Regions from separate parts of the Mus musculus genome. Here all the other regions are linked to region 5. Evidence: chromatin loops called from intact Hi-C (ENCODE). Cell type or tissue: heart. All regions are shown on one strand. Region 1 overlaps Hemk1 (HemK methyltransferase family member 1). Region 2 holds the start of Rad54l2 (RAD54 like 2 (S. cerevisiae)). Region 3 holds the start of Dcaf1 (DDB1 and CUL4 associated factor 1). Region 4 holds the start of Rbm15b (RNA binding motif protein 15B). Region 5 holds the start of Tex264 (testis expressed gene 264). Region 6 holds the start of Zmynd10 (zinc finger, MYND domain containing 10).

Region 1 (5,000 bases), 650 kb before region 5:
TTGCTTTCCTCTTCTGGAGCCCTGTCTGAGAGGATGTGGCAGTTAGCAGGTTCTCGCAAATCTTAGTTTGGACCTTACTTAGTTTGGAAGTAGAGGGGACCACAGATTTTATGTTTTCAGATAACTTGTTTATGCTAACTTAAGCGTAACATTGTTCATTATGGGTTAAAATAGAGGCAACGTTTCAGCTTCTAAACAATAAGGAATGTCACAAGCCAAGCTCCCAAGCACGGCAGTCTCCTGCCATCTGTTAGTGAGTCCCAAGGGTCTTCCAGGCCCCTGATAGTCGTTGGTCAAGGCACCACTCTCCAGAAAGCTAGTGTTATTTATTTCTCCCACATTAGGAGCAAACTGGAAGTCAGAAACAACGGCTCAACTGCACTCACTCACACTGGGGTCTGACATAGGTCTAACCTACTCCCAAACCTACACCTTGACTCTTAACAGGACAGAGCCCTGCCAGTTCAACCTACCTATGCTAAAAATAACAAAACGTTACTGGCCAAGACAAGAAGGAGTCAGATAGCTGGCTGGGGATATGAATATAGTCCAGGAGGCGACAGACTAAAAAGCACACCCTTTCCTGGCACATTTTGAGTCTTTTTCCACATCCTTCTTTAGGGTAGCAGAAACATCTGAGAAACAAAACAGAGAACTGGAACCCATGACTGATTCTTCACCCAGCCCAGCCCAGGGATCACCCTGAGCCCCTACCTCAGTGCAGATAGCACAAGAGAGACTCAGGCACTTGGAAGCCTTTCTCCAAGAATGAAGCTCTGGGGACAAATACTTTGGACCCTTCTATCTGTTCCCCGAGGAAGGAGGGGAGTCCTCCAGGGCTGGGCCTTCAACTCATGGAAGACTTATTCATCCCTGACTGGGCCGTTGAGTGCCACAGGGATGGTTAATCACTGGACACGGGTCTTTGAGGAAAGAGGTATCCCAGAGGCCCGGGAATCCAGTGAGTACATCGTGGCTCATGTCCTCGGAGCCAAAACAGTTAAGTGTAATGTTAGGGAGGACAGGGAGAGGGAGGAGGGAACTCTCTGGGGAATAGATAGTGAAAGGGGGGTTGTTTTATTTGTTTTTATTTTGTTTGGTTTTAATTTTTGCCTCAATCGGGCTGCTTAATTGAGTCGGGTGGGATTTTGCTGAACAAATGTTTCAGGCAGACATGTATTCATTCATCCAACAAACTACTGCAGTGTGTTCCAGGTACTGTGTGTTCCGGGATGATTAAGTGGCTAGTGTTGAGTTGACAGACATTGTCCACACAAACCTGGGTGTGTGTCCCTAGACCAAGGGAGCCAGCCACTCACATTCTCCATGGGAACAGTTTCAGAGCCTGAAACCAGCACTTTGGACCAAGCCACTGACCCCTCAACAATTGGAATGCATCCAGGAGCTATGTGGCCGTAGATTACAGAGGTAAGCACCCATGGACCGATCCGAGGACTCTACAGAGATCCATCTTTCACCGGTTCCACCAAATTATGGCCAGGGAGGAGTAAAGTGTCTGAGGTCGAGAGGGATCTGTTGGGGTAAGGAGGTAGGAGGAGAGGGACTGGTGTTGTAAATTGAAAGAAGGGAAAGGCTAGTCTGTTTGTCCTAGGGTACTGCAGTCAGGACCCTGCTGAATAGCCTTAGCTACATTAGTCCTCAGTTGAGCTCTGGCCTTATTCATCCTGGTCCTGGTCCTGATGACTCCCTGGATACTCCTCCTGCAGGATGCCGGTGCAGTATATCCTTGGGGAGTGGGACTTTCAGGGGCTCAGTCTGAAGATGGTACCCCCAGTGTTCATCCCTCGGCCAGAGACAGAAGTGAGTATCTCACTAAGACAGGATGAAGATGAGAAAAAGGTTCAAGGCACCCGTCTTGCTCCAGACTTCCTCCAGGGGGCGCTCGGGCCCCATGGCTGCCATTCACAGCACCTTTCACACATAAGTCTTGCTGGCTAGGTTGACTGAGCCATGATTGAGGATCCTTCTTGCCCCCTCCCTTTGACTCTCTTTAAATTCCAAACCTCTGCCCCAGCCTCAGTGACCAGAAGTGACAGAGAATGGTTCAAGTAGTGCTCAACTTACTGTGTTCATTAGAAGCTATCCTATGGGCCCATGGCAGACTCAACCCATGGGAAATAAGTGGCCTTCAGCAACTTAGAGGGCATGGAGGAAATAGGAGGGGCTCTGCTGGAGGCCTGGCATGAGCAGTGTGGACTTACAGGTGATTGCTGTCTACTCTGGACTCAGATGATGGACTGTCAGGCCTTGCTGTCTGTGACTTGGTGGTCTGGTCAGGTGATTGCTTGTGTCAGTCCCTCAGATGACTAGAACTGGTGGTTGTGTGGCCCATGCGTGCTGCCCCTTGGGGACACACCCTGATCTTTGAGAGATGTTTTTCTGTTTTTCTTGGATTTCCCCTGACTTTGTTGATGGCAGAGCTGAAAGCTGGAAAGTAGACTCTGGGGTAAAGTGGGGTTGCATGAGGGGATGCTGAGAAAAATCAGAGGGCACTAGACTCTGAAAAAGATTGATTTCTGGAAAGATATCCTGGCTCATAAACATTCGTGGGAAAAGTCTGTCCCCTTCCACCTTTACTGGGTGTGGCCTTTGAGCTGCCTGCGTTTCATCCTTTTAATCTCCATCCCTTGATCGTGAACCCTCTGATCTGTCTGAAGAGATGGCTTAGTGCTTAAGAGCACTGACTTCTCTACCAAAGGACCCAGGTTCAATTCTCAGAACCCACACAGTGGTTTACGACCATTTCTAACTACAGTCCCATAGGATCCAATGCCCTCTTTGGCCTTTCTAGGTACTGCATGCACATACATACAGGAAAGATACTATATACACATTAAAAAAACAAAACCAAAAAGCCAAATCTGTTGATCCCCTGGTTTACCCCCTTACCGTGTGGCAGGACTGGGAGAAGTCACAGGGTTGTCAAGGAAGGGGACCCACAGGCAGCTCCTGAACTTTCTGACTCTATCCTATTTAGAACTGGCATGACCTAGGCCAGGGACAGATACTCTAAGCATGATGTGGCCTGTCATCTTCAGGCTTTTAGGAGATTGCCCGGTAGCTTCTTCCAAATATGTGACCATGGTCAGGAGATCACTTGCCATCCTCGGATACTGTTAAGGTTCAGAACATAGAGGGACAGCTATCATGGGACAGCTATCATGGGACAGCTATCATGGTGGCCTTTGCATCCCTTGGAGCTGACCTGGTATCTGAGTGTGGGGTGTGGGCTTTCAGCTCCTGTGTGACCCACCCACTTGAAGTGGGCCTGGGCCAGGAAGGCAGCTTTGCTGCCGGAGTAGGGGGGAGTGAGGATGCTGTGGTTGGCTGGGAGGCCAGGTCTGCCTCACTGTACAGACATTTCTGAGAACTCATCAGGTTTGCCCCCAGGGGAAGCCACATCAGACGGGAGTGCTTTACTAAGAAATCAAGAGGACGTGGCCTGTGGTAGGGAGTGGAGAGAAGGGACTCAGGGGAGTGGGGTCACAGAGTCTGGAGTCTCTGTCCATCAAAGGGCGGTTTTTGATGATGGGTGTGAAAGTCTGAAGTGCAGAATTGCAAGTGGCTTGCGGCCTGATGAGTTTGGTTTTCCCTAGGAGGTGAGAGGGTGGTGAGGCCTCCGGTGTGGTGATATATACAGTGGGAAGCCCGAGGTCCGGGTGGGAGCCATTCCATCTCCATCTGGTGCTGTGTGACTGTGTGGCCTGGGAGAGGCTCAGTGCTGTAACTGTTTTAGGGAGTCAGCCCAGCAGGGATAGGATCCTAACACAGGGTGTGCATGCCCTTGTATCCTGCTGAGACCGCAGGGCCACCTCTGTAGGAACTGTGCAGTCCCATTTGGAGCAGTGGCCCCAGGGAAAGCCACCAACTGCCCATTCCCTGTCTCTGTCCTATATTTCTCTTCTGTCATACCATGTTTTGAATTCTTGCTGGATTCAGCTGGAACAGATGACCTGGGTCTGTGGCTAGCTTGGCTCAGAGCCAACAGCTTTAGGTAGAGGAAAGGTCTTCACTGCATAAGAAAGAACTTTCTAGACTTCCTGGATGTGGTCTCAACATAGCTAGTTCCCACACAGTCACCAGATGGGCCTCCAATGAAGTGAGCTTTCCATGGTCTGTGGTAAAAGGAAAGAAAGAAGCCACCGTCTGTCAGCCTCACACCCTGCCCCAGCTGGCCATTTACATAGATGGTGTGTGTGTGTGTGTCTGAGGTCAGGGATGCCTCTGTGAGGTGGCTAGCCAGCGTGGGCTGGCTGAGGGGTCATCCTCCAGCCAGAGTGGGCCATTTGTGGCCAGGAAACCCGTAGAAACTTACACCCCTAACACAGGCTGTCATTTTTCTGCCTTTCAGCCTGCTGCCTGTCCCACAGCCTCTCAGTCACAGCCCTAGATTACAAGTTCTTCGCTGATCATAAGCCCAGCTTGCTGCACACACCCAAGTGTTCTCCACTCCCGGCACAGGACTGAACCAAGTTTTCTCTCCCATGGCAGTAGCTCTTTAGTACCAAAGGGACCTGACACAGGGAGGGCTGGTCCAGCTCTTCAGCTTCTCTCTGCCTGGGACTTGTTTCCTTTGGTGTGAATGAACATCGCCACCGAGATTCGGGCCCTAGAAGGCCGAATGCTTTTTTGGGGACTCAGCTTTCAAAGGAAAGCAGGCTTGGGTGACCTGGTGCTATTTGCTCCCCTAGACCTGGCTGATGGGCCAACCCCAAGATCTTCTCATGATTTAATGTGACAAGAGAGGCAAACCCAGTCCTAAATCTTCATGCAGGTTAGAGATCCTTGGGTTATAGAGATGCAACTGGTCTGACAGAAATGAAGATGTTCTGAAGAGACAGATGTGTCCCTCATTCCATCAGACTATTGAAACGGGACCCCAAAGAAGTAGGAATGTCCAGAGAAATCTCATGCACTAGTCAGAGGGAGAGCTTGCCTCCCACCAAGAGAGACACCACAGCTCTCACCTGAGAGCATGA
Region 2 (5,000 bases), 100 kb before region 5:
AGGACTTGTGAAGCAGGGTGTGCTCAAAGCCTGAGTATCTCAGACGTCTGAGATGGTAAGAGTGGAGCTGCCCACTCCCAACCTCCACTGACTGCTCGTGAGACCACCATCTGAGAGGACCGCGGGCACTCAGCCACTTAGCTTAGCACCTGGAGTACTCCTTGCTGATGAGATATCTGGATAGCCTTAGCCTTCAGCCAGTGACCTTCCCCTCCTGGATGTTCTCACGCCCCTTCCCCCAAAAGTATATAATCCCTGGTTCACCCAGATAAGGTGTATGCATCTACACTCATCCCCAGTTAAGCAATACAAACAAGCAAGGATGGTCTCAGAAATCTGCTTCATTAGAGATCGTTTCAGGGAAGGCCTTTGCCTAAATGAGCTGTGACATTAAGACTCCTGAAGGCCTTTTTTTTTTTTTTTTTTCTCCTGCCCCTCCAGTACTGCGCACTTGCTCTTGAGTGAATCTCTGGTTCCACTTTCCCCTTCCTGACCGGTGTGCAGATGCCCTGAGGGGAAGCGTCGGCAAGGACCCCAGTTCTTGACTTTCTCTCCAGGTAGAACACTGGCAGTGCACTGGTACTCAGAGAGAGGAGACTGGGAACCACTGCATTTGTCCCAGATCCTATTTTCCCCTTCTGGTCTGGTTGTGGACTCCTGGACTTTGCCCTGCCTTCTCCGGCAGGCGTATTGTATTGGCAGTGCCTGACACCTCTGGCAGATACCACATTCCCCTCCAGTCTCCTGTCTTCCTCCTTTCCTCTCCTTCCCTCCCTTCCTCTCTAACTCTTTCTCCCTTCCCTCTCTCTCCCCTCCCCTCGACCCCTCCCCTGCCTTCTTCTCTCCTCTCTACCCTCCCCGTTCCTCTCCCCCTCCCCTCTCCTCATTCCTGCCCTCTCCCCTCTCTTTTTATGCCTTTCTCTCTCTCTCTCTCTCTCTCTCTCTCTCTCTCTCTCTCAATGGCTAGCCTTAAATTAGGGCTTCTCCTACTGTTGCCTTCTAGGTTCAATTTGAATTTCCAAAAAGCCTAATCCGTTTTTAATTTCACGAGGAAAACAAAGAAAACTTTCAAAAATAGATCCACTTGACTATTAGCAAGGAAGACCAGCTCTTTTGGGGGGGGGGAGTTGGTTTTTTGAGACAGGGTTTCTCTATGTAGCCCTGGCTGTCCTGGAACTCACTCTGTAGACCAGGCTGGCCTCAAACTCAGAAATCCACCTGCCTCTGCCTCCCAAGTGCTGGGATTAAAGGCGTGCGCCACCACTGCCCAGCTCTTTTAAGTTTATTTGAATGAAGAGCCATCAATAGCCATCTATATGTTTCAGAACAGTGGCTTCCTGAGAGGAAAGAATAGAAGAAACTTCTATCACGGGGAGGGAGGGGGGAACGGGACGGCGGTGGGGGAGGGCGGGGAGCCATTGTTGGCTCCTGTTACTCCAAGCTCAGTTATGAAAGAGAAATAAGTTCTTCATATAAGCTCACTTATGTGAAGAGAGATAATAAGTAAGGCTCCTTTAGAGTCTCTGGTCTCATTTTTGTCCCTCTGGTCATTTATAGGGCTATTATCTGTACATATTTAAACTTTTGTAATTTGAGAGATGGTTCTAATAACTGGACTGGTGCCACATGCCTTTAATTCAAGAACTTGAGAGGTAGAGGCAGGTGGATTTCTGAGAAACCCTGTCTCGAAAAACCAAAACAACAACAACAAAAACCAATAATGAACCTAACAAACAAAAAAAACTTAAAAAAAAAAAAAACCAGACCCACATACCCAATATTTTCATCTTTCGCTCATATTCACTTTGGCGGTGGTGGGGGTTGCGGGTGGAGAGCCAAGGTAATGTAGTGGAAAGAGACAACAATACAGCTCATAAGAAAGTGGAGCATAACAATCTCCAACTTCAGGGAGAAACCTACGTTTGAGTGCGATCCCCCCTCCGCAGTACTCCCCCCTCCCAACTCGGCCGTCGCCTCTGCTAGTTTTCTGGAGACAGCTGCAGTCAACAGGAACCACGGACAGGTAGGGAGGAAGGGAGGAAGACCGAGAATTACAATGGCATGCATCAATTCAAGGAAGAACAACTTTTGTTGGAAGCTACAGCTGTAGTAGCATTGACTTTTGACAGCACCCTCAACGAATTTACACCTCATATCCGCACTATCTCGTTCCCGGTATGTTTTGACGTAATACCAAATTGAGAAGTGTAGGAGCTCAGGCTCATTTGTACTGATAAGTGTGTGTTTTTGGTAGTTAGTAAAATCCATTCAGTTGGCTCTACCAGTTCCAGGCAGGTTCTAGCATGGGATTGTTTTTGTTTTCGATTTTGTTTTATTTCTTATTTTATTTTTTTAGTCTCACTTATTCATGAAAAGGTCCTCTGTAGTAAATACACCTTACTCACCCAAGAATCGCCGTTTAGTGTCTTTCCCTGGGAAAGAACAACAGGACTCACAGCGGAACTTTGCTGCGGGTGGCTTGTGTTCCCGCCCGGGTGGCCGGGTGAGAGGGCCGGGAGGGGGAAGCTTTCTGGCGCGGACCGCGAGCGGAGGCTGAGAGCGCCGCCGCCGGAGAAGACCGACCCTCGGCCAGAGCCAGCCTGCGGCGCCCGGGCCTGGCTGGCTGCTTCCCGCCTCAGCCGCTTCTCCGGCTCCCGCCGCCGCAGACACTGTCCAAGAGGGTGCGGCAGAACGCGAGGTCCTACGGCCCAGCCCGGTCCGGTGCGGCCCGGATCCGTGGCACGGGAGGTGAGAGCCCCTGCGGTCCCCTTACTCCCTGCCGGGGCCGCTGGGACCCGCAACAATGGGGACGCGGCCAGAGTCCCCGGCGTGCAGCAGCCTGGGGTAGCAAGCTACTCCTGGCGGCTTGGGCCTTGGGGGGAGCTGCGTCCGACCTGGGAAACTCCAGTGACTGTAGGCTTGGAGGGGGTCTTGGCATCCACCCGGGACTTCAGTGGCTTGATATTTTGGGATTTCGTTGTCAAGGAAGGCAGTCGTAATTACCGAGACTGAACTACAGTGGCTATGCGCTCCTGATGTTATATTATAACACCGGCAAACCGTGCCGTGGTTTGAGGGAGAGGGATTGTGGTTCGAATTTTAGGGACCCCTGTGGCTTGGTCCCTAGTGGACATAGGTGTGGGTCTCTGAACTCCCTCGGGCCGTCTGAGAATTTGTTAGGCTGAGTCGGGTTTGGGGAGAAGAGGCATGGAGAGTTTAGCTTCTCTGAGGTAATTGGTGAGTAGTTCCTGGAAAGGCACGAGCTTAGTTGGGCACAAAAGAGTTGAGCTAGGAGCTAGATGGATCCTTCACGGCTAAGATGTATCCGAGTTAAGAGTGGTTCTCAGGTAGGAAACTTGTCACAGGAGTAGTGTTAGCTGCATTGGGTTAGGAAAAGGCCGATGCGAGCTGGGGAGGGAGGGAGAAGATGGCCGGCAGCTTCTGGGGTCGAAGAATTGGCTTTATGTGGGTCATGGTGGCTGTCTGGGAGTAGAACAAGAGCACTTTGCAGAGTGGGCTTCCTGCTAGAGAATGACCTCTTACTGCGGGGGAGTGTGTGACTCAGATCTGTTAGATTACTGCTCTTGCTGGCGGATGTGGCTGACTGTTGATGCCTGGACTTTGAAGCTGGAATGGGTATTTGGGGGGGCTTAATGAATTTGTTCTAGAGGAGAGGACAGTGTGGACCTTTCCTTCTTACTCCAAAGTCAGTGTGGTGGCTGTCGCCGGCAGTCATTTAAGTAACAAATTTCTTAATGGTATTTGACTTTAAAGCTTTTCTCTGTTCATTTTTTCCCCCTTTGCCCTCTTTTTTGAATTGTGACTCATATTTTGTTTTTAGCACTGTGGCTATTGTTTGTAATGATCCACAAACCTAGACCCCATAGTATGTTGTAATTCTTGGAGCTTTCAGTACAATTCTTCTAAGCCCAAACTAATGTAAAAGGCTTCACTAACTTTTTTTTTTTTGGTATATTTTAATATATGTAACTATAGAGGAGGATGTGAAAAAAAATCTTTATAATTTCTGCTGCTCAAAGCTCTTTAGACCCCTAAATTCATGAAGTTTCATTATCTCTTACTGCCATGAAGTGATTACATTGAATCTGCTAAATCTTTGTCGTTATCATCTCAGCATCCTTGCTCTCACAGGATTTTATCTTCACTACAAATATTAATTGTGTTGAGTGATTCTGTTCTAGAGGCAGTGTGTAAACTCCAGCTCTGATTCTTATAGCCACACACCAGAGCTCTGCATGCACTTTGCAGGCAGAAGTTGGTTCTTTATATATATTAAAGGGAAAGCTATATGAACAAAGCCATATCAGGATCAGTGCACCATCTGAATTTATCTTGAGTGTATAGGATGTATTTATTACCTAGTTGCAAGCTAGTATTGTCAAGTGAGAAGTGAAATAAGTAGTTCTTTGTGTGCCTGTACTGATAGTTGTTGTTGTTGTTGTTGTTCTCCTCCTCCTCCTCCTCCTTCTTCTTTTTAAAGATTTATTTAATTTATTTATATGAGTACACTGTAGCTGTCTTCAGACACACAAAAAGAGGGTATTATGATGGTTGTGAGCCACCATGTGGCTGCTGGGAATTGAACTCAGGACCACTGGAAGAGCAGTCAGTGCTCTTCACCGGTGAGCCATCTCTCCAGTCCTGTACTGCTAGTTCTAATTCTAGGGGTTTTTTCCCTTAAATTTAAGAATAATTTCTTAAATTATTAATTGCCAGGCCATGGTGGTACACAGGGTTTCTCTGTGTAGCCCTGGCTGTCCTGGAACTCACTCTGTAGACCAGGCTGGCCTTGAACTCAGAAATCCACCTGACTCTGCCTCCCAAGTGCTGGAATTAAAGGCTTGCGCTACCACTGCCCCACAATCTCTGTGAATTTGAGGCCCCCCTAGTCTACAAAGTGAGTTCCAGAACAGCCAGGGCTGTTTGTTACATAGAGAAATCCTGTCTCAAAAAAAAAAAAAAGATTTTATTACCATTAT
Region 3 (5,000 bases), 130 kb before region 5:
CCGTGAGGGACAGAGACTTGGAGTGGAAGAGAGAGATTCAAAGAGCACCTCCTTTAGGTAGAGGCGAGCATCCCCTGCCCTCCACACCCCGGCGGAAGAGTTACTCTAAAGAGGCTTCTTTACAGGACGGGAGGAAGGAGCCGGAGGCCCCGCCCCCGGGCCCGGGCCCGGGCTCGGAAGGAGAGCCTCGTCAGGCCCCGGGCCCAGCCGCCTCGGTGGGCTCGCCCAGCCCCTCGCCGCCCGCAGCCGAAGCAGGTGCCGCCCCTCCCCCCAGCGCGGCGCCCACTCTCCCGCCCAGCGGGCCGCGCGCTCGCTCTCCTCGTGCCCCTGCCAGAGAGCCGGCCCCTTCCTAACCCCGCTCACCTTCGCGAGCGGCTCCGCCGCTTCTCCCCCCGACCCCTCCAGCGGCCACGGTTCTCACACACTGCCTCTGGTCCCGCACTCACTCTCCCTCACTCACTCACACACACACATATACACACACACAGCGCGACCACGGCTCCTGAGCGGCCCACATATTATGCGTCACTCGCAGGCTACGTACTGGTCGCGCGCGCACTCAGCGCGCGCGGGTGTGTAACGTTGGCGCGAGGCTCCGGAGCGGGGAAGGGGGAGGAGCCGAGGGACATCAAAGCGCTCCTGGGAAATGAAGTTTCCGCGTTTAAGGGCGGGGGAGGGATGATGGCGCTAGACCTACCATTAAGCACCACCTCAGCGCATTGACTTCTGGGATTCGTAGTTTTCTTTAAGGCGGAAGTGAAAAGTAAAGGAAGGAATAGATCTTTCTAAAAGCCCGGGCTGCCCGAATTTACTTAATTCTACCCTGTGTCATCTAAGGGCTCAGTAGGACACTGCCACATCAGGCTCGGAAGGATGCCAGGGTCAAAGAATGCATTTCACACAAATGTATTCAGAAACAACTGTACTCGTTAGAAATTCGTCGGTTTTCCTTTGTCTTTCTGTTAAAAACATATTCGACAGGAATCAAAAAACATCAGTTACCATGTATTATATGTGAGGCAGAAAAATGAAAGCCCTTTGGTGAAAACAACTAATCACGGAGGCCATCTAATTCAATTTATCAATTTTAGAGTTAAGGAAAATGAAACCCACAGTAAATGACTTGCCTAACTTCACAAACCAAAGGGAAGCTGCATCGGAAGGATCTGGTTTTGACCCAGCGATTCTGTGTGATAACATGGAAGATTACGATAACTCCACAATTGAGCAGAATCTTGACAAAACCTACCCAGACGTCAGGATTCATGCAACTCACTATTGTTCTTGGCATTCTGAGCGAGTTCTGTGCGTTTCCATAGAGCGATTACAGCCAATACGTTCTTGTGGAAATTATAAGACACTGTGGACCTCTTGTCATGATCAGATTCTACGGCTGTTACTAAGCCTGTATCAGAAGAGTGGTAGTGGCAGTGGCGCATGCCTTTAATCCCAGCACTTGGGAAACAGAGGCAGGCGGATCTCTGAGTTCAAGACCAGCCTGGTCTACAGAGTGAGTTCCAGGACAGCCAGGGCTACAGAGATTTCCCTCTGGAAAAAAAAAAAAAAAAAGCAGGAAGAGGAAGGGGAAGAAGAAGAGACAAAGAAAGAAAAGAAAGAAAAGCAAGCAAGCAAGCAAGCAAGCAAGCAAGCAAGCAAGCAAGCAAGCAAGCAAGCAAGCAAGAAAGAAAGAAAGAAAGAAAGAAAGAAAGAAAGAAAGAAAGAAAGAAAGAAAGAGAAAAGCAGCAGCCAGTATCTTAGGGCTTAAATCCACTACCACCCTACCCCCACCCACCTGAGCACTTCGTTCCTTCCTCACTCAATTATGTGCTTGGAGTAACAGCTGCTTGAAATACAAATTCTAGAGGGTGAATAGCAGTGCTACAGGCATATAACTTGTAATCACGCTCTTGCTACAACACAGCTTTCTCCTGTGCATCTGAAATCTTGTCTCTTGAGCTATAATGACCATTATTTATTTAGACTCTATAGCAGACTTGAATCAAATGGTTTTTTTTTTAAGATTTATTTATTTTATGTGAGTAGCCTGTCACTCTCTTCAGACACACCAGGAGAGAGCATCAGATCCCATTACAGATGGTTGTGAGCCACTATGTGGTTGCTGGGAATTGAACTCAGGACCTCTGGAAGAGCAGTCAGTGCTCTTACCTGCTCAGCCACCTCTCCATCCCTAAATCAAATGTTTTAATTACACTCATTATTCTCAACACCAGGGCAGATAAGGCTAGCCAACTTTATGGAGGAGAAATCAAAAGTAGTAATGTTGAATGAAGAGTTTCGCTGGGCATGGTGTCACATGCCTTTAATCCCAGCACATGTGAGGCAGAGGCAGGTGGATCTCTGAGTTAGAGGCCAGCCTGGTGTACACATTGAGTTCCAGGATAGCCAGAGCTACATTTAGATAGATAATGCCTCAAAACAGACAGACAGACAAAAAAAGATACAGATTTGGGGGCTGGAGAGAGCCTAACATGAAAGAGCATTGGCTGCTCTTCAGAGGACCAGGATTTGATTCCCAGTACCCAAATGGTTTCACAACCACCTGGAAATTCAGTTCCAGGGGATCAGACGCCCTCTTCTGGCCTCTGGGCATCATACATGCATGGAGTGCACCTACATAAATGCAAGTACAACACTTGTATACATAAATAAATCTTTAATTTTTTTTTCAAGACAGAGCCTCGATATCCAGCTCCAGCTGTCCCGTACTCCCCTGTGTAGACCAGCTCTGGCACTGAAATCACAGACATTCCCCTGCCTCTGCATTCCAAGTGCTGCAAATAAAGGCGTGTACCACTGTGACCAGCTACATTTTTATCTTAAAAAAGAGAGTTCACAACACCTAAAATACTATTTCAGGCAGCTTTCCTGCCATATCTTCTTGGGCTATAAGCCCAAAATGTAGAGGGATGGCTCCTCCAGGTATCCTCAATCCCTTGGATACCTTACCTCTTCCTGTGGTCTAGATGCAAGAGCCCTTGTGAGGACCCAAAGCCCAGTTCATCAAAGCAGGAGTTGCTACCTCATTCTGTCACCAGATGGCACTACCCCACTTTAGGAACCCAGTGTGGGGGTACTGGATTGGAGGTCTTAAGGGGCATCAAATGGGATTGTAGTAGAAAAGCAGAAATACAGGGCCTGTCTAGAAGCAACTCCCTCAAGAATATCTACCATGCCAGGCAACAGTGACGCACACCTTTAAACCCAGCACTCAGGAGGCAGAGTCAGGAAAATCTCTAGAGTTTGAGGCCAACCTGGTCTATAGAGAGAATTCCAGGACACCCAGGGCCACTCAAAAAAAACCCTATGTTGAAAAAAAAAAAAAATCAGCCAGGCAGTGGTGGCGCACGCCTTTAATCCCAGCACTTGGGAGGCAGAGGCAGGCGGATTTCTGAGTTCGAGGCCAGCCTGATCTACAGAGTGAGTTCCAGGACAGCCAGGGCTGCACAGAGAAACCGTGTCTCAAAAAAACCAAAAAGAAAGAGAGAGAGAGAGAAAGAAAAGAAAAGAGAAGAGAAGAGAAGAGAAGAGAAGAGAAGAGAAGAGAAGAGAAGAGAAGAAAAGAAAGAGCTGGACATGGCAGTGCAAGCCGCCAGTCCCAGCACATGAGTGGAGAGGTGAGGATCAAAAATTCAAGATCATCCTTGGCTAACACACCAACTTTGAGGCAAACGTGAGACACATGAGACCTTGTCTCCAAAAATAATCTCCACCCTAGAACTTTTGCAGCCCTCTCTCCCTCACTCTGAACACTGTGTAAAACCACAGCCACATGCGGCCAAGCACTCCAGACTCCCATTCTGGAAAGAAAGAGCAGCACCCAGGCGTCCCTAGCTACATATTCCAGATTCAATCATTGGCTATTTCACAGGAGGGGTATTACCCACATGGCTAGATAGAAAAGTGTGTGTGTGTGTGTGTGTGTATGTATTAGGCACCCGTGTTTAGAGCCAACTTTCACGCCTAAGCACACAGAAACACAAAACCACAGATAACCCAGGCCTGCGCACCTAGCTTGATTCTGGCACATTGGATCTGAATCTTTAAAAGGAGCATTTTGTCCTGGATTGTTTGTTTTGGCTTCTTTGGTAGAATATCTGAGGGCTTTGTCCTACTGTGCTCTACTCGTGCCTCTCTCCCTGCTGGGACAACTGGGAAAGTAATCCCTGCCAGAAATGGGAGGAATCGTGCTTACTAAGCTCCCCAGAATCAGAAAGGACAAGAGGAACAGGACGTTGGTGGGGCATGCCTTTTCCAGCACTCGGGGCAGGCAGATCTCTGAGTTCTAGGCCATCCTGGTCTACAGAGTGAGTTCAGGACAGCTAGGACTGTTGCACGGAGAAACCCTGTCTCAAAAACAGAAAACAAAACAAAAAAAAAGAGATAGTTTTGAAAATAAAGGGTTGGGGGGGGAGGTGCTGGAGAGATGGCTCAGTGCTTAAGAGTACTAGATATTCTTCCAGAGGACCAAAGTTCAATTCCCAGCACCCACATGGCATTTTATAAGTGTAATTCCTGTTCCAGGGGATCCTCACATACGCACGTGCAGGCAGAACACCAGTGCACATAAAATTTTAAAAAGTCATTTTAAAAAGTGAAGGGCTAGCCTGTACTGCCATGCACACATGTATGAACAGAGACAGTGTTTTAAGACAATAAAACGGGAGGCAGAGGCAGGCAGATTTCTGAGTTCAAGGCCAGCCTGGTCTACAAAGTGAGTTCCAGGACAGCCAGAGCTAAACAGAGAAACCCTGTCTCGAAAAACCAAAAAAAAAAAAAAAAAAAGACAATAAAAGGACAAGAGGCACCCCAGCTCCAGCCCCAGAATCAAGGGTAACAATCCTAGACATAATCTACCTATCCCTGTCACAAGTGTGCCTGTTATTTATAAAGAAAAAAATCTGGGGCTGGCGAGATGGCTCAGTGGGTAAGAGCACTGACTGCTCTTCCAAAGGTCCTGAGTTCAAATCTCAGCAACCACA
Region 4 (5,000 bases), 200 kb before region 5:
AAGATCTGTGAGAAGCTGAAGAAGAAAGACAGCCAGATCTGTGAACTAAAATACGGTGAGTGTGACTCGGACCCTGTGCCTTCTACCATCTCTGCATACCCTTTCTGGACTTAACTTTCTAGCCAGAAGAGTCATCAAAAGCGGGTTTGTAGCATAAAGGATGATTCTCTGTGCTGCAGGGAACAGACTTGCGCATCGAACATAGGTGGAGGTCAAAGGGTGACTTAACATACTTTGAAGGATGAGGGTTGACCCAGAGGCCATCTGATAGAGCAGTGCAGATAGAGATTATAGATAGTGGTGGAGTACGTAGAGGTCAAGTTGGACAGAGCCTTGGGGGGAAATTTGGCTTTTAGTCTAAAAACTTGGGAGCTTTAGAAGTTTTTGAGCAGAGAAGTGATGTGGTGGGAACTTGAGTTCAACAGTCATGGCTCTAAACCCCAGGCGTGACAGTTACAGCATCACCATGGCAGAGCCCATCTGGTTGCACAGAATCCTAGTCTCGAGAAGAGCTAGGCCTCTCCTATAAAGTTTAAACGATGCCAGTGTTTACTGCACTAATGTTCGGGAATTTTGTACTTGTGTGAATTTGATTTGGTATCCTGGTTGGTTCTGGTGTCGGTTTGTTTGGGTCACGTGGGTTATGGAGTAAGTGTCTGACTCTGGTGCCTCTTGGGGAGGCTAGGGGTGTGTCTGCTCTGCTCAGCCTGGAGCTGTCCTTTGTGCTGGCATGTAGGAAGCCCTCGGGGAACTGGAGCTATGTTCCTTCTCTAAACCACATAGGCTGTCTGCACTGTGTGTCTTATGGTGGCTACTGACAGCCTGAGGTGGCCTTCCTGGTGAAGACTGTCATCTCAATCTTGGGCGCAGTGTGCATTTGTCTTCCCGGCCGCACGTAGGGCTGGACATCCTAAGGATGGTTTGACGTGCAGCACAGTTGGGCCTGCAGCCTCTCCTGCCCAGCCATTTACTCTCCTGCTCTCCCTGCAGACAAGCAGATTGACCTGAGCACAGTGGACCTGAAGAAGCTCCGGGTGAAAGAGCTGAAGAAGATCCTGGACGACTGGGGGGAGATGTGCAAAGGCTGTGCAGAAAAGTCTGACTATATCCGGAAGATAAATGAACTGATGCCTAAATACGCCCCCAAGGCAGCCAGCGCACGGACTGATCTGTAGTCTGCCCAATTCCTGCTGCACCTGAAGGGGAAAAAGCAGTTTATCTGTCTCTTCCCCAAATAACCATTTTGTAATTTATTTTTTAAGCGGGCTCCTGACAATGAGATGTGAACCTAGAGCTTTCCTAGTGATGCTGGCTCTGCAGTTCCCTCTTGCCCATCCCCGAGTGGGGACAATTTCCCCATCCCCAAGTGGGGACAATTTACTTCCTTCTTTGCTGGTTTACTCTAGGACTTCAAAGTTTGTCTGGGATTTTTTTATTAAAAAAAATTGTCTTTGGAGAGTTGAGCTGGCACAGTATTCTGTCCTATAGATTACTGGTTTATCTTTCCAGTCTGAAAAGATCCCTCAGCCTGCCAGTGCTGAGGGCCTGAAACTCCCATAACAGGACTTAAGAGCTTGGGCAGCCAATGTCTTGTGGGTTTGGGCTTCTGGGTGTCTGATACTTCAGCCTGGTGAGGTTAGACTTGACCCCTGACCCCCACCCCCATCCAGTCCAGTAGCAGGGGCTGAAGGTTCTTGAGCTGCTGTTAAGTCTAAAGGACATTTACATTTGGCTCAGCCTATGCAGAAGGAGAACTGTGAGCTGAGTACAGGTGGTCAGACCATAGCGTATCTTTACCCCGCCTGGTACTTAAACTATTCATTCATCGGGGTTCCAGTCTAGCATCAGAACAAGGACCCTTGCTTACCTATATTTTTGGCAAAGTTGGCAGGAATCGGTTTACAAAGAAGCAGTGTGAGCTGGTTGTAGTGGAAGGCCTGAGGGAGTTGTGTGCACTGTGGTTTTCAGTTGCTCCCTTTGCTGGCACTTGTGAACTGTGCCTCAGTGGGGAAACTTTGCTCCTGCTGCCTCCAGAGATAATGAGAAAGGAGCAACTGCTAAGAAGTTATGTTTTCCAAAAGGCTCGTCTTAGCTATCTTCTTGTGTGGTCCCCAAATTCACTTTGCATTCGCAGGGCCTTACATGAAGCCCTCTGCTGTTTCTTCCAAGTTCCTCCTGCACTTTCTCCTCCTGCTGGTTGCTTTCTGCTTATGGGAGGAGGGAAGAGCTGGGTGCGTTCTTCGACATCCTACAGATGCATCAATGATCCAGCAACCGTCTGTGGAGAGCATAAGCCCTAGGGGCCTTTGAGTACTCTTGCCGGTACTTCACCTCATCTCCTGGATGTGGTCAGAACACTGGCCAGCAGTCTGTCAACTTGGCAAGAAGTGATAATGGCATTACCTGCTCTTTACCCTTGGCTCAGCAGCCCCACCTTCCCAGCCTCCTGTCCGCCCAGACACCTACAGCAGAAATTTGGACCCAGTGGCACCAAGATGCCTGTCTGTAGGTTGCAAACGCATTCTAGTTTCTGTACCTGGACCCCGGGGAGGTCTCACCTGTGTCTATCAGGACAGTGCCTGAAGAATTCGAATGCATAAGATGCCTGGATGTGGGTCCTAGGCAGGGTGTAGGCATCCTTGTGTGTCTATTTTCAAGGGGGCCAACTCTGGTCCTAATCAGAAAACTCCATGGAAGGAAATAGAGTTTCTTCAATCTAGTGGCAGGTTGGAGTGGGACGCGCAACACTTGGCTTCGGGCCAAGCGGCCACACCTGCTCCGGTGGGCGTGGCCCCGAGGCGGAAAAAGATAGGCGGACCCGGAGTAGCAAGCAAGCCCTGGAGCACAAAGCGAAAGCGCAGCCGCGGCCTGCCGAGCTCGAGAGGGAATCTGCGCGCGACCCAGGAGCCGGGTGCCTGGGCTCCGGCAGCCACGCGGCGGCGCCAAAGCTCGCAAGACAGGCCGCTTCCTCTGGTTGCCAAGATGTCACGTGGTGCGGGGCCACGGAGCTCCGTGATAGGCAGCGAGCGAAACTCTCGGCCCGCCCACCGCGGTCACGTGTCGCGGCCGGCGCAGCTTGATAACGCAGCGCCGGGCCCCTCGGCGCCGCTCCCGCCCCGCCCCGCCGCCGCCGCCGCGCCGAGTCCTTTTGTCCAAGATGGCGGCGCCGGGGGCGCTGCCTCCTGGGCCGCCGCCGCCGCCGCTCTGAGGGACCCGCGGGCCGCCCGCCCGCCCGCCGAACCGGCGCGATGAAGCGGCAGAGCGAGCGAGACTCCAGCCCGAGCGGGCGTGGCTCGTCATCGTCCGCCAAGCGGCCGCGGGAGCGCGAACGAGAGGCAGAGGCGGGCGGGCGGCGGGCAGCGCACAAGGCCTCCGGCGGTACCAAGCACCCGGTCCCGGCGCGGGCTCGCGACAAGCCCCGCGGCAGCGGCGGAGGCGGCGGGCATCGCGACGGGCGCGCTGCCGGGGATGCGAATCACCGGGCGAGCGGCGGGCGCTCCTCGGGCGCGCCCGGAGGCGGGGGACGCACCGGCAAGGCCTCCGGGGACCCGGGTGCTGGCGGCGCGTCGCCCCGCGCATCTCCACTCCCGCCGCCCCCGCCGCCCCCCGGGGCGGAACCCGCGGGTCCGGGCTCCACCGCGGCTCCGGAGTACAAGACGCTCCTCATCAGCAGCCTGAGCCCCGCGCTGCCGGCCGAGCACTTGGAGGACCGGCTCTTCCACCAGTTCAAGCGGTTCGGGGAGATCAGCCTGCGCCTGTCACACACCCCGGAGCTGGGCCGCGTGGCCTACGTGAACTTCCGGCACCCACAGGACGCGCGGGAGGCTCGCCAGCACGCCTTGGCCCGGCAGCTGCTGCTCTACGATCGCCCGCTCAAGGTGGAGCCGGTGTACCTGCGCGGCGGCGGGAGCAGCCGGCGCAGTAGCAGCAGCAGCGCCGCCGCCTCCACGCCGCCCCCCGGGCCTCCCGCGCCCGCCGACCCCCTGGGCTATCTGCCCCTGCACGGTGGCTACCAGTACAAGCAGCGCTCGCTGTCTCCGGTAGCCGCCCCGCCCCTGCGGGAGCCCCGCGCGCGGCACGCCGCCGCAGCCTTCGCCCTGGATGCTGCTGCCGCGGCGGCCGTGGGACTGTCTCGAGAGCGAGCCCTGGACTATTACGGGCTGTACGACGACCGCGGCCGCCCGTACGGCTACCAGGCCGTGTGCGAGGAGGACCTGATGCCGGAGGATGATCAGAGAGCCACTCGAAACCTCTTCATCGGCAACCTGGACCACAGTGTTTCTGAGGTGGAGCTTCGACGGGCCTTCGAGAAGTACGGCATCATCGAGGAGGTGGTCATCAAGAGGCCTGCCCGCGGCCAGGGTGGTGCCTATGCCTTCCTCAAGTTTCAGAATCTGGACATGGCACACAGGGCGAAGGTGGCTATGTCTGGCCGGGTGATTGGCAGAAACCCCATAAAGATAGGCTACGGCAAGGCTAACCCCACCACCCGCCTCTGGGTGGGTGGTCTCGGACCTAACACCTCGCTGGCGGCCCTGGCCAGGGAATTCGATCGCTTCGGGAGCATTCGGACCATCGATCACGTCAAAGGAGACAGCTTTGCCTACATCCAGTACGAGAGCCTGGACGCAGCCCAGGCTGCCTGTGCTAAAATGAGGGGCTTCCCCTTGGGTGGTCCAGATCGCAGGCTCCGGGTGGATTTTGCCAAAGCCGAGGAGACTCGCTATCCCCAGCAGTACCAGCCCTCACCTCTCCCTGTGCACTATGAGCTGCTCACTGACGGATATACCCGGCATCGGAACTTGGATGCTGACCTTAGGGTGCGGGATAGGACCCCTCCACACCTTCTGTATTCAGACCGAGACCGGACCTTTTTGGAAGGGGACTGGACCAGCCTCAGTAAAAGTTCAGACCGCAGAAACAGCCTGGAGGGCTATAGCCGCTCAGTTCGCAGCCGGAGTGGTGAGCGCTGGGGGGGTGATGGGGACCGGAGCATAGCC
Region 5 (5,000 bases):
TATGCTTGTAATCCTAGCCCTCAAGAAACTGAAGCAGGAAGACCATTTTGGGCTATGTATACAGTGAGACCATGTCTTTCATGGAATGTTTTAAGGGTCTCAAGAAGCCCAGTCACTCTGGTGTATTCTAAATCCCTGTTCTCTTTAACACTACTAAATGATGCAGATACTTGCTACCTTAGGTCTGCTGTGTCCCCTCTGGGAGGGATGGGGTAGCTATTGAAGAAAGTAAGTGAACCACATTAGGTCAGAGCCTTCTTAATGGCTTATCTCTTTAGTCCTTACCCCTTGAGTAACGCTACTTAAGTATCTGTATTCCTGGCTTAAAGATTTTGTCTGGAACTCTTGTAGGAATTAATGTGTGGATCATATATTTATAACTTACAACTAAAACTGAAGTTTCCCACTCTGGGAGCGTGAAGCAAGGAGCTGGGGTCTGTTTTGCTGATTAGTTGAAACAGAAGATCAACCATAGAGGTGGGACTGCAAGTCGCAGGCAGTCAGTATCTTTAGGTGTGACATCCATGGCTCTGGAACTGAGTCCTTGTCTACAGGGGAAGGTTTTTCTGGGGCGTTACATTCCTTGTTCCTACACAGACCTTTTGTTTCCCACTTCCCTTTGCTTTCCACATGCCCAGGTCTGAACCATGGTTTTCTGTGCACTCTCAGCTAGGTTGCTCTTTCCCAGTATTACTGCTGGGAGAAGTCCCCTTCCCCGAGGATGACTTTCTGGCTCCACTGCTGACTAGTTCCCAGGAAATCAGCACCTTAAACGGCCAATCTGCCAAGTGCTGACCTGCCCACTGCTCACCTTCAGACCCTTCTGCCCCTGTGTATCCAAATCGGTGTAATCCCTCAACGTCTGTTCTGTGCCACTAGCTTGGCTTTAAGCCGTTTATGAATACGTGAGTCCTATGATGATGAACTAATACGCAGGCAGTGTCCACCCTCTTTGCTTTTCAGGGACCCAAGTCTGCGCCTTTCCCCTGCCATGAGTCTGTTTGCTATAGTCATCTAGTGTGCTGGGGAGAGAGAGCCAGGCAGGCTGCATAGTAATCTACAATGTAGAGGGCTGAGGGAGGTTTGGGCACTCTCTACTACCACTACTAGGATGATATTCAGACAAGAGAGGACCTCATACTGTGACCTGAACCCAGGACCCTCCCTGGAAGAGAGCTCAGCCCAGCTGTGTTTGAGTGAATGTGTGTATGTGTTTGCATGTGTGTGCTCATGTGCACTGTGGTGTAAAATGACTGTTATCTGGTTGTAACTCAGGGCAGGCTGGGGACTCACCAGAAGATTCCTTCAGGCCTGCCCGAAACAGATTTTTTTCCTTGTACCCTCTTCAGAGGGATCAGAGAGAGGGTCCAGGTGGGTTGAAGGGGTTGCAACAGATAACCACTAAGGCCACACTGCTGCCAGAGGAGTTGGGGGGGAGGGGGAGGGAGATGAGGCTGCCCCAAGGCTCTGGTACCTGGCTTTAGTTTTCTGTCTTCTTTCCTCAGGATGCCCCTGAGGCCCAGGACCTGTGCCTGGCTTAGAGGACCATCTGTGGCTGGGTGGTCCAGCTGCTGGTGTGATCATGGGCTTCCCTCCTCTCTCAGCAGGGCAGACACGTCTGCTCCAGGGACTGGGCGACTGGCTGTTTCTATGACGTATTTATTTTTACTTGTGTTTCATGTCACTTTTTTAAAAAAAAAAAGCAAACAGAACAATTGTAAGTCAGTATAACTGCCTATCAGTTTTCTTTATTTCTCTTTTTGTAAAATAAAGTTTAAACTCAAGATGTTTGGTCAAGAAATTTTCTGGACAGAGACTTAGCTGGGTACTAATGAAAGGAACCTAACAGAATAATGGCTCTTGGACAGCACACGAGGTGGGGTGGGACAGGCTCTGAGCAGGGTCTGTTGGCAGGGTCAGTCATTGGGCTTCTCCTGTCTCTGCTCACTAAGAGGGTTGAGTACCTTGTCCTGCTCTTGGTAGAACAATGAAGCTGACTTTGAGTTGTTGAAGCCCGTTAAGTCCTCAGCTGTGGGGCAGCCCATTCAAGGCTGGATGGCTGGATTAAACCAGTTTCAGTCATACGGACTGTGGGGATGGGAGTTGTGGGAGCACTTTACACCGAGTGGATATTCTCGGGCAGAGTTGGGGGTGGGGCTCTAACAGGGTTTGGAATGGGAGGAGGGGAGGAAATGGACAGTTCCCTCTAACCCCGCAAGTTTAAGAGGAGCCGCCCCGGGGACATACCCTCTGGCAGTCTACACAGAACTAAAGCACCTCAGTTGGTGATTACTGGGAAAGAGGAAGGTTAAGTCTGGGCTTACACTAAGTGGGGTCTGTGCTATTGAGAGAGGTCTGGGAATGTAAGGTGAGCCGGTCTCAGACCTGGTAGGAGTGTACAAAGGGCCTTGCCAAGGAGTCTGTTGCCCCCTGGTGGTCACTTGATAGCCGGCATTGTTGGAAGCACTGGGAGATGAAGTCTGGTGGGCTGATTCCCAGTTGCAGGCTCTCCTACAATAGAGTGCTGACATTCCTCAGGCATACCTGCAACTCTGATACTGAGTTCTAGAGTTCCCACCCAGGCTAAGGGAAGTGAGCCAAGACAGCAGGATGAAGAAAGAGTGTCTCCTGACAGTCATTTCCTGACACAGGCTAATGAGTTTCAGAGAGACAGAATTAACATGTGCTCTGAACCTGGGCCATGTGCCCTTCGTGTCTCAAGAACCCTATCTAGTGTACAGCCCACCTGCCCGAAGCAGCCAATCATTACCATGTTTGATGTTCACGGTAAAATAGCTATAATGACTTTCCTGCCCTCTCTACTTTGAAGACTTTTGAGTAGCTAGCTGCTTTTTCTTACCAGCCTGTCTACAGCATTGGGACATTTGTCTTGTGGATGACATTCAAGATCACATGTTACCCCATGGCTGCTGGCTTTTTCCAAAGTCATCTTATATGCTCTTTGGGTGATCAACTTTCCATAAAGCAATCTTGTCAGAAGTACTAATATAGTCCTTGGCCCAGCCTGTCTGGCATCAAGATTTATAAACAGCCAAGTTTACAAGCATAGTGGCCTTCCTCACTTCCAGCATAGATCTGGGCGTCTCAGGAGGTGCCCTCAGTACAGTGCTTTGAGATTCATAGGTCATCAGATCCTAGCTCAAGATTGAACCTGTATTGAAGGAGCTTACCCTTGACTTGGGAGTTACCTAAGTTATATTAACTTAGTAGAAACTCCCAGCAACCACAGCCAGGGCTGTGAAGTAGAAGCTTTGAAAAGAGGTGTTCCCTGGAGTGAACTTCCGGAGGCCAAGGCTTTCATTTGGTTCACTCAGTGTTTCCATAATAAAGGTTGGATGGAGGGATGGTCGTCCCTATGCTCAGAGAATCCCTGATGGGTGGCTGAGTGAAGACACTTAAATTTGCATTCTCCAGAGATTGTTCAGAGCATCTTTTGTTTATCCATAGCTTCCTCAGCTGTTAAGACCTGAGCAAGCGGCCAGACTTGAGAAGGTTCTGAGGGAAGGTGGCGAGAGTAAGACTGGTTCAGTTAGTAAGAGGCCGACATTGCTGTGCGGATCCTCTCTAAAATGCACAAACACTATTCAGTCCCGCTTTGGCTTCCTGGGCTTCTGGAGCAGGCAAACAGGCTGACTTTCCCGGTGCTTGGAGCCCGCCTTCACCCCTGCGCCTTCCCTTCCCTCCCTGTCGGCCAGGATACCTTGGGGTATTGGTTGGTTGTTGCTTGATCACCTTCAGGAGTTCCCCTTCATTGGAAGCAGGAATGTGTGTTGTGGGCCCAACCCAGCTGGGGGGGGGGGAGGCGGCGGGGGAGGCGTGCATGTTACCAAGGAGACGGGGCGGGGCAGGCCTCCGCCCTCCAAATCTGGAGCGCACGCGCCCACAGCCACGGTCACGTCCCGCCGCGAAAGGGGCGGAGCGAGCGCGAGGGGCAAGCGCACACAGGCTCCACGACTGAGCCCCTATCTTCCTCCGGCGCCCGTCCGCGTCCGTGGGGCCGCCGCTGAGGTGAGGGCGGGGCCAGAGGCGAGGCGTTCCCGACGGGGTGTCTGCCGGGGCTCCCCCTCATCCCCTCCCGCCTGCTCCCCGCGGCCTGAGCCGCCCTCTGCCCCGCGTCTGACTCACTGCTGGCCCAGCCTGCTTCCCGGGCCTGAAAGCGACGGGGAGGCGGTCCTGACCTCTCGGCGCGGATCCTGCCTCGGTGCTGGGTGCGGGAACGTCCGGGGTCCGTGGGACTAGAGGGGAACGGGCGGGGCCCTCACCTTTCAGCAGCGCTGCCTGTGGCCGCGCGTCGCGTCGCCGCTCCAAACTTTAGCGTGTCTGAAGTTGCAGAGGTGCAGGAGGCCGTGAAGCGAGCCGGGGCGGCAGGAAGCCGACAGCACGAAGCGGCGACCCCAAGGCCCCCCGGCTGCTAGCACCCAAGTTCGCCGGCGCAGGTCCCTTTAAGGGCCCGGCCCTCCGCAGAGCGCACGTGAGCGGCCTCCGGAAGCCTGCGCCTAGTCCCTACTCCGACGCTTGCGGGCCAAGGAAGTCATCTCTACCCTGCACCTCTGACATTAGTGGAAACTGAGGCCCAAGAGAGGGCACACGCTGCCCAAGGTCAGCAGCAGGGGTTGCGTTGGCGCCAAGTGTGGTAGTCGGGCCCAGTGAAGATCATAGGCATGACGTTGTGAAGCTGGACTTGGCCTGACTCCCCCCCCCCCCCCGCGCGATCTGAGGGTGGGGTTGGCGCGTTTGTAGACGGGTCCCCGTTCTGTGGGCTTTCCCTGGAACAGGGTTACTCAGGGCCTGCTTTGCTCACTGCCTGTGTCTAGGGCTGGGATGACTGTTCCTTTCTGCCCCCCTAGCGCCGGAGTACTGGAGCCCTGCTGGACTGGATGCTATGAGTTGCTAAAAGTGAGCCTGACTTTTTCGGTGAGCCTTCCCATCCCCTGTCCTCGCCTTTCTCTATTGGGTGTGGGGAAATTTGCCTTACTTCT
Region 6 (5,000 bases), 860 kb before region 5:
TCCTTAGAGAGGATCTCTTTGGCCTTACAGTCAATTCAGGCTCATGTCAGCACTTGAGCACTCCCCCTGGAGCCTAGGATCCATGGCTCCATCCACTCTCGCATCCACTGAGGGTACAATAGGAAATGTAGCCAGCCAGGTACAGCGAGGCATGCCTGCAGCCCCGGCACTTGGGAGGCAGACACAGTTAGGCTAATGGCCATCTGGGCTACAGATCAACACCTTATCTCAAAATAAAACAAACATATTTTTCTTTCCCACTTAGGTGTACCAGGCCTGAAGGAAGAACAGGTGCTGCCTAGTGTCCCCAAGAGGTACAATAGAAGGCAGGAATCCTGCCTGGGACCTGGACGTACCTTCCCATGGTTGATTAGCAGTTCCTGGATGGGCTCAGCCTGGCTGATAGTTGCATCAAGGATGGCTTGCATGTTCAGCTTCTCCAGGCTCTCATGCTGCTTATTCCACCTGCCCCCGAAGGGATGTATGTACATTGGGTGACCAGATGTGCAACGGGAGTGAGGGTGGGGTTGGATCCTACTGAAGACTACCATGATCCTGTCCTGGGGCCAGAGGGGCACGGGGGCCATACGCTTCTATCTCAGAGAGCTTTGCCTACCCACCTGGAGGCCCCTCCACACTGGCAACCCCTTCTCCAATGTCAGTTCCAAGCTCCTCCACTAAAAGACCAGTGACTCCACCTGTGGCGGCTGCCTCACCCTTCAGAGCCCATCTCCCGAAGCTGGAAGCTGCGCAGGCCCCGCACCAGCACCTCAGCCTCCCCAGGCAGCAGCAGTTCCAGGTCACCCATGCCAGGGGCTAAGATTCCTTTGGTTTTGGGAAGCAACCCGAATAGGGAAAACTGAAACACTTAGGACTACAGAGTCCAGCGGTAGGACCAAAGTCTTGGGACAGGGCAGTTGCCAAGCCGTTGAAGCGCTTGAGTCGTCGTCGCCATGGAAACGAGGGAGCTTGGCGCCTGCGTAGTTTTGTCTCGATACCGCTCTTGCCACGCCTACCTCACCGCCAATAAGCAGCCCCAGATGCCAGACCCACTCGCCACACCTCCCCAGGGCTTGCACAGCTGTGAGTGTGCAACTCCTGCAGCTGCACTGTCTTAGCCCCTCAATAGGGTAGCTACCGCGGTCTCAGCAGCTGAGTCTTTCAGTTTTTCGTTTTTATGACATAGGCTGGCGTGGAACTTCCTATTTATACCGAGCTGGCCTTCAAATCAAAGGGTTCCACTGGCCTCTGTGTGCTCTGTCTTTCTAGTGCTGAAATTAAGGCATGCGTTACCAGGCTCAGGCCCGCAGCCAGGAGTCCTAATGATGTGCACCTAACATACCTCCCTCCAGAATGGCGCTGGCTCCCAAAATACCAGACCACAGCGGCTTACCAGGAAGAACCTTCCTCCCGCCCTCTCTCCTACCCACGTGCTTCATTTTTTTTGTCCCATTCTCTTTTATTTTAAAAACGTTTGTGTGTGAGCCATCTCCCCAGAACCCCATCCTCTCTTTGAGATGGATTCTCATTATATAGCCAAGACCGACACGGAGCTCGCTATAGAGCCAGGGCTGGTTTAAGCTTTCCTTCTTCTTGGTCGGCTTCCCCAGTGTTGTGGATTGAGGCGTGCACCACCGTGCTTGTTTTCCACGTCCCAACCTCATGAGCTTTCCCTGAGTTCCTCCTACAGGCTTTCTGAGACAGGGTTTGACTATGTCAGCCAGGCTGGCTTTAACTCTGTATAGTCCAAGCTGTCTTTGAACTAATTCACTTGTGTCAGCCTCCTTAGTGTTAGCATCACAAGCATGCGCCACCATGTTTGGGCCCTTGCCTTATTTCTTCTGGAATAGTCTTACTCCTTCAAGGCTCAGTCACTCAGATCCTCCTTGGCCATCTAATACAGAGCAATTTTTGCTCCTGTCCCAATATATTATATCCATCTTACCTGATTCTAGTTCTTTCGGTTTATAGGCCAGAGCAGTGCTCATAGCTGAGAACTTGCCTGTCTAGCATGCACAGAGCCTTGGCTTCAGTCCCCAGGACTGCATACGTGGGGTGTGGGAACATAAATCTATAATCCTAATTAACTAACTCAGGAGACCAAGGCAGGAGAATCAGAAGTTCAAATCAGGAAGTTCCAGGCCACTCTGTGCTTTATAACAGCCCGTCTTAGCTCCACCTCGTACTGACCGCCAAAAAATAAAAATAAAAAAACAAACAAACAAAAAGTTAAAAATCTAAGTGTGGCCAGGCATTCCAGCGCCCACCTTTAATCCCAGCACTCAGAGGCAGAGGTAGTCAGCTCCCTGACTGAGTAGGCCAGCCTGGGCTACGTAGTGAATCCCAGGACAGCCAGAGTTACATAGTGAGACTTTGTCTCAGAAAAATCAACCTCCTTCATCCCTCAAAACCCAAAACAAACCAACCAATCAACAAACAAAAACCTTCAGCCTGTTTGACATTTTTGCCCACTAGATGGCGCTCCAGCCAGCCCAGGCCAGTTGGCATGGCTTTCACATTCACTGGTCTTTAGTTGTTGGCTGAAGCAGTACTCAATATTCCACAGGATGAAACACATAACTTTATTTACAAAACCGAGTCTCACCCTCCAGACCATATGTACAACCATACTTGTCTAGCTCCAGTGGACCAAGGAGGCCTTAGTAGGGGCAAGTAGCCATAGTAACATGTTCCAGCTAGCCAGCCTCACTTCCAGCAGATGATGATGTTGGGGTCATTTTCTAGTCGCTCGTCCAGCTCATGGTAGCTCATGCCTGGGGCAGGGGGGTGGGGAGGAGGTGTGAGCAAGGCAAGGTCAGCTGCCCTGGCATGGCCACTCAGCCCTCACCTCACCCAGCCTGCCCTGCCTGCCTCCACCTGTCTTGCAGCAGATCTCATCATAGCTGTGACAGCCCGTGTAAAGCCTGGCAGGGTGGCTCCGCTCCTCCCGAGACACTCGGACTGGATATTTCTGTAGTCTCCGGATAAGGTTCTTCATCAGCCCAAACTGGATCAGCTTCCTGAGCGATTGTGGGGGAGAGAGGTGATATCCCGGACACGCTAGCCCTGTGGTACGTTATGGGCTAGAGAGACCTCCAAGCACACCCTCTGCCTGGACAAGCAGGCTTCATACTTCTACCCTCAGGGAATCCCCTGCTTCTTATTTGACTCAAGGCTCTTCCAGAGAGACCCAAGACAGTCCAACCCGCCATGCCCGAGAGTGCCCGTCTGACCTTTCATCAACGTGTTGTAACTGCTGGGGGTGGCGGCCAATGAGGTCTCGCACAGTGGTACCAGGGCTCAGGCTGCAGTATAGCTGGAACACATCTCGGAGACTGGCCCTTTTGTGTCCTGCGGGTGCCAGGGTTAGTCCGACATGGTCCTGTCCTTCCCGGATTAGTCTCCCGCCAGGGACTGCCATTACCTTGCTTGGTGACGTAGGACAGACATGCCTCCTGCAGGGACTTGTCATCCACCAGATCCTGGACTTTTGGTGTTGGGCAATACACATTGGAGTACTAGAACACAGCAGGGGTCACAAGGGCCTGAGGGATGTCCTTGGGAGTCTGGCTTGATCTGGCTCAGCCATACGGGTCACATTTTACTTAACTGCATCCCAGACTCACCTACCTGGAGGATGGATACCAGTGTCACAACACCATAGTACCTAGTGAGAAAGAGCTCTGCTTAGCTTCTAGGCGGCGAGCCTACCCTCCCTCATACTGAGCATCCTTTAGGTCTCCTCGGGCACGGCTCCGTAACAGGCATTAACCGGATCTTCACTCACAGCAGGTTCTGAATGGCGATGCGCACCAGGTTGAGTTCCACGTCTGCCTCAGCGGAGATCTTCTGGACATGGCGAAACCCGTCAATGTAGGGCAGGATCTGTACCGGGCAAGGCAGGGTCAGCAAGGGTCACCAAGGCGAAAGTTGTGGATAGCCCAAGGTGGGCATCTCCTAAGAGAGGGCTAGCATACCTGCTGTGTGGTAAGGTCCCACTGTGAGCTGAAGAAATCCTCCTTGTCCTTTGTAAAGACGGGCACATCATACTCCTGCGCAACAGGAGGGTCTGGCCGCTGCTCGATCACCTTCAAGTGGATGGTGTTGGATTCATCTGCAGGGGACCCCACCCACATCCTCAGCGTCATCTTTCCCAGGGAGCCCTCAATTACTATCTAAAATCTCCTAGCACTAACTGAGGTGGATCTCGGGAGGGTCATTAGTCCTTTTGTTGTTGTTGTTGTTGTTTGTTTTTCAAGACAGGGTTTCTCTGTGTAGCCCTGGCTGGCCTGGAACTTACTCTGTAGACCAGGCTGGCCTCGAACTCAGAAATCGGCCTGCCTCTGCCTCCCGAGTGCTGGGTTTAAAGGCGTGCGCCACCTCGCCTGGCCCCATTAGTCCTCTTTTATGGAGTGAGAAGCTGAGGTCCAGAGAGGGGGATGACAAGAAGAAGAGCTGAAGAGCTCTGCTGGCTGCTCCCCCAACCCCAGCCCCATTGTTCCCTGGACCCTCAGATGTCACTGTGTCAACCCATGGCTATTTCCTGCCCACCAGCTTATTCAAGAATCTTTGCCTCTGCCAGTGGCTGTGTCCTGCTACTTCCCCAACCTTCCCTTGTTCATCTGCCGTCCTGGCAGAGGCGGCCGTACCAATGGGCAGAGTGCAGCGGCCGGAGGCATTCAGCTCTTCCAGCAGGATGGTCATGATGGGCACCAGCTTCTGCTTGCTCTCCTCGTTGGATACAAAGCTGCTCTCAAGCTGGGGAAGACACAGACAGCACAGTGAGTGACCACACCTCAGGCTCCCTGCTGCAGCAACATGGAGCTAGCTGCTGGAGGCTGGGGATTCAAGACACAGGAACTCTCTCCCCACCTGTGCCCACCACGGACGCACCCACCCACCCACCCTGGCCCCATCTTGCTGCAGACCTCCAGCGTGGTCAAGTAGCCGGCCAGCTTTTTAACGATGGGTTCCAGGGCACAAGTCTTAGCCTGAGCGTC

The links. Hi-C counts contacts between places; a loop is a spot of excess contacts. Peaks named below come from ENCODE experiments on the same cell type or tissue, not always from the same donor. Only the 100,000 strongest peaks of a DNase experiment are listed, where the experiment ranks them.
Region 1: it touches region 5 in a loop (4-fold over the local background); 2 of 42 quality-filtered maps call a loop at or near these places.
Region 2: a loop joins it to region 5, with 3 times the contacts of the local background. A loop is called at or near these places in 4 of 42 quality-filtered maps.
Region 3: a loop joins it to region 5, with 6 times the contacts of the local background. A loop is called at or near these places in 33 of 42 quality-filtered maps.
Region 4: it touches region 5 in a loop (5-fold over the local background); 26 of 42 quality-filtered maps call a loop at or near these places.
Region 6: a loop joins it to region 5, with 3 times the contacts of the local background. A loop is called at or near these places in 2 of 42 quality-filtered maps.

The regions. Positions count from the first base shown.
Region 1 is chr9:107,333,000-107,337,999 of GRCm38, reverse strand. Hemk1 (HemK methyltransferase family member 1) reads left to right here. Exons shown (of 11, transcript NM_133984.2): 2 at 622-999; 3 at 1,337-1,428; 4 at 1,728-1,821. The coding sequence starts at 769. Among named protein-coding and RNA genes, the nearest start is that of Hemk1, 2.8 kb to the left of the region's middle. In heart, a CTCF peak has its summit at 2,794; a DNase peak (open chromatin) is centred at 1,859; H3K4me3 peaks cover 447 bases; H3K27ac peaks cover 522 bases.
Region 2 is chr9:106,786,728-106,791,727 of GRCm38, reverse strand. It overlaps Rad54l2 (RAD54 like 2 (S. cerevisiae)), which reads left to right and starts at 2,515. Exons shown (of 22, transcript NM_030730.2): 1 at 2,515-2,748. In heart, a CTCF peak has its summit at 2,564; a DNase peak (open chromatin) is centred at 2,537; H3K4me3 peaks cover 2,177 bases; H3K27ac peaks cover 1,836 bases; H3K27me3 peaks cover 448 bases.
Region 3 is chr9:106,817,455-106,822,454 of GRCm38, reverse strand. Dcaf1 (DDB1 and CUL4 associated factor 1) reads right to left here and starts at 531. Exons shown (of 24, transcript NM_001373930.1): 1 at 364-531. In heart, CTCF peaks have their summits at 687 and 3,054 (motif pointing right); a DNase peak (open chromatin) is centred at 644; H3K4me3 peaks cover 1,439 bases; H3K27ac peaks cover 1,361 bases.
Region 4 is chr9:106,885,216-106,890,215 of GRCm38, reverse strand. It overlaps Rbm15b (RNA binding motif protein 15B), which reads left to right and starts at 3,141. Exons shown (of 1, transcript NM_175402.5): 1 at 3,141-5,000. The coding sequence starts at 3,249. Manf (mesencephalic astrocyte-derived neurotrophic factor) reads left to right here. Exons shown (of 4, transcript NM_029103.4): 3 at 1-55; 4 at 991-1,463. The coding sequence ends at 1,175. In heart, a CTCF peak has its summit at 2,927; DNase peaks (open chromatin) are centred at 2,935, 4,085 and 4,165; H3K4me3 peaks cover 3,162 bases; H3K27ac peaks cover 2,521 bases.
Region 5 is chr9:106,684,864-106,689,863 of GRCm38, reverse strand. Tex264 (testis expressed gene 264) reads left to right here and starts at 3,912. Exons shown (of 6, transcript NM_001081654.2): 1 at 3,912-4,029; 2 at 4,869-4,935. It overlaps Rad54l2 (RAD54 like 2 (S. cerevisiae)), which reads left to right. Exons shown (of 22, transcript NM_030730.2): 22 at 1-1,784. In heart, a CTCF peak has its summit at 2,430 (motif pointing left); DNase peaks (open chromatin) are centred at 2,393, 3,973 and 4,533; H3K4me3 peaks cover 1,587 bases; H3K27ac peaks cover 1,268 bases.
Region 6 is chr9:107,543,265-107,548,264 of GRCm38, reverse strand. Nprl2 (NPR2 like, GATOR1 complex subunit) reads right to left here. Exons shown (of 11, transcript NM_018879.2): 3 at 4,929-5,000; 4 at 4,650-4,758; 5 at 3,978-4,114; 6 at 3,788-3,885; 7 at 3,631-3,667; 8 at 3,425-3,518; 9 at 3,234-3,351; 10 at 2,878-3,020; 11 at 2,559-2,774. The coding sequence ends at 2,707. Zmynd10 (zinc finger, MYND domain containing 10) reads right to left here and starts at 961. Exons shown (of 12, transcript NM_053253.4): 1 at 717-961; 2 at 357-465. The coding sequence starts at 808. It overlaps Gm34106 (predicted gene, 34106), which reads left to right. Exons shown (of 2, transcript NR_168657.1): 2 at 266-697. In heart, CTCF peaks have their summits at 2,261 and 2,466 (motif pointing right); DNase peaks (open chromatin) are centred at 984, 2,464, 2,854, 3,294 and 3 weaker places; H3K4me3 peaks cover 993 bases; H3K27ac peaks cover 119 bases; H3K27me3 peaks cover 283 bases.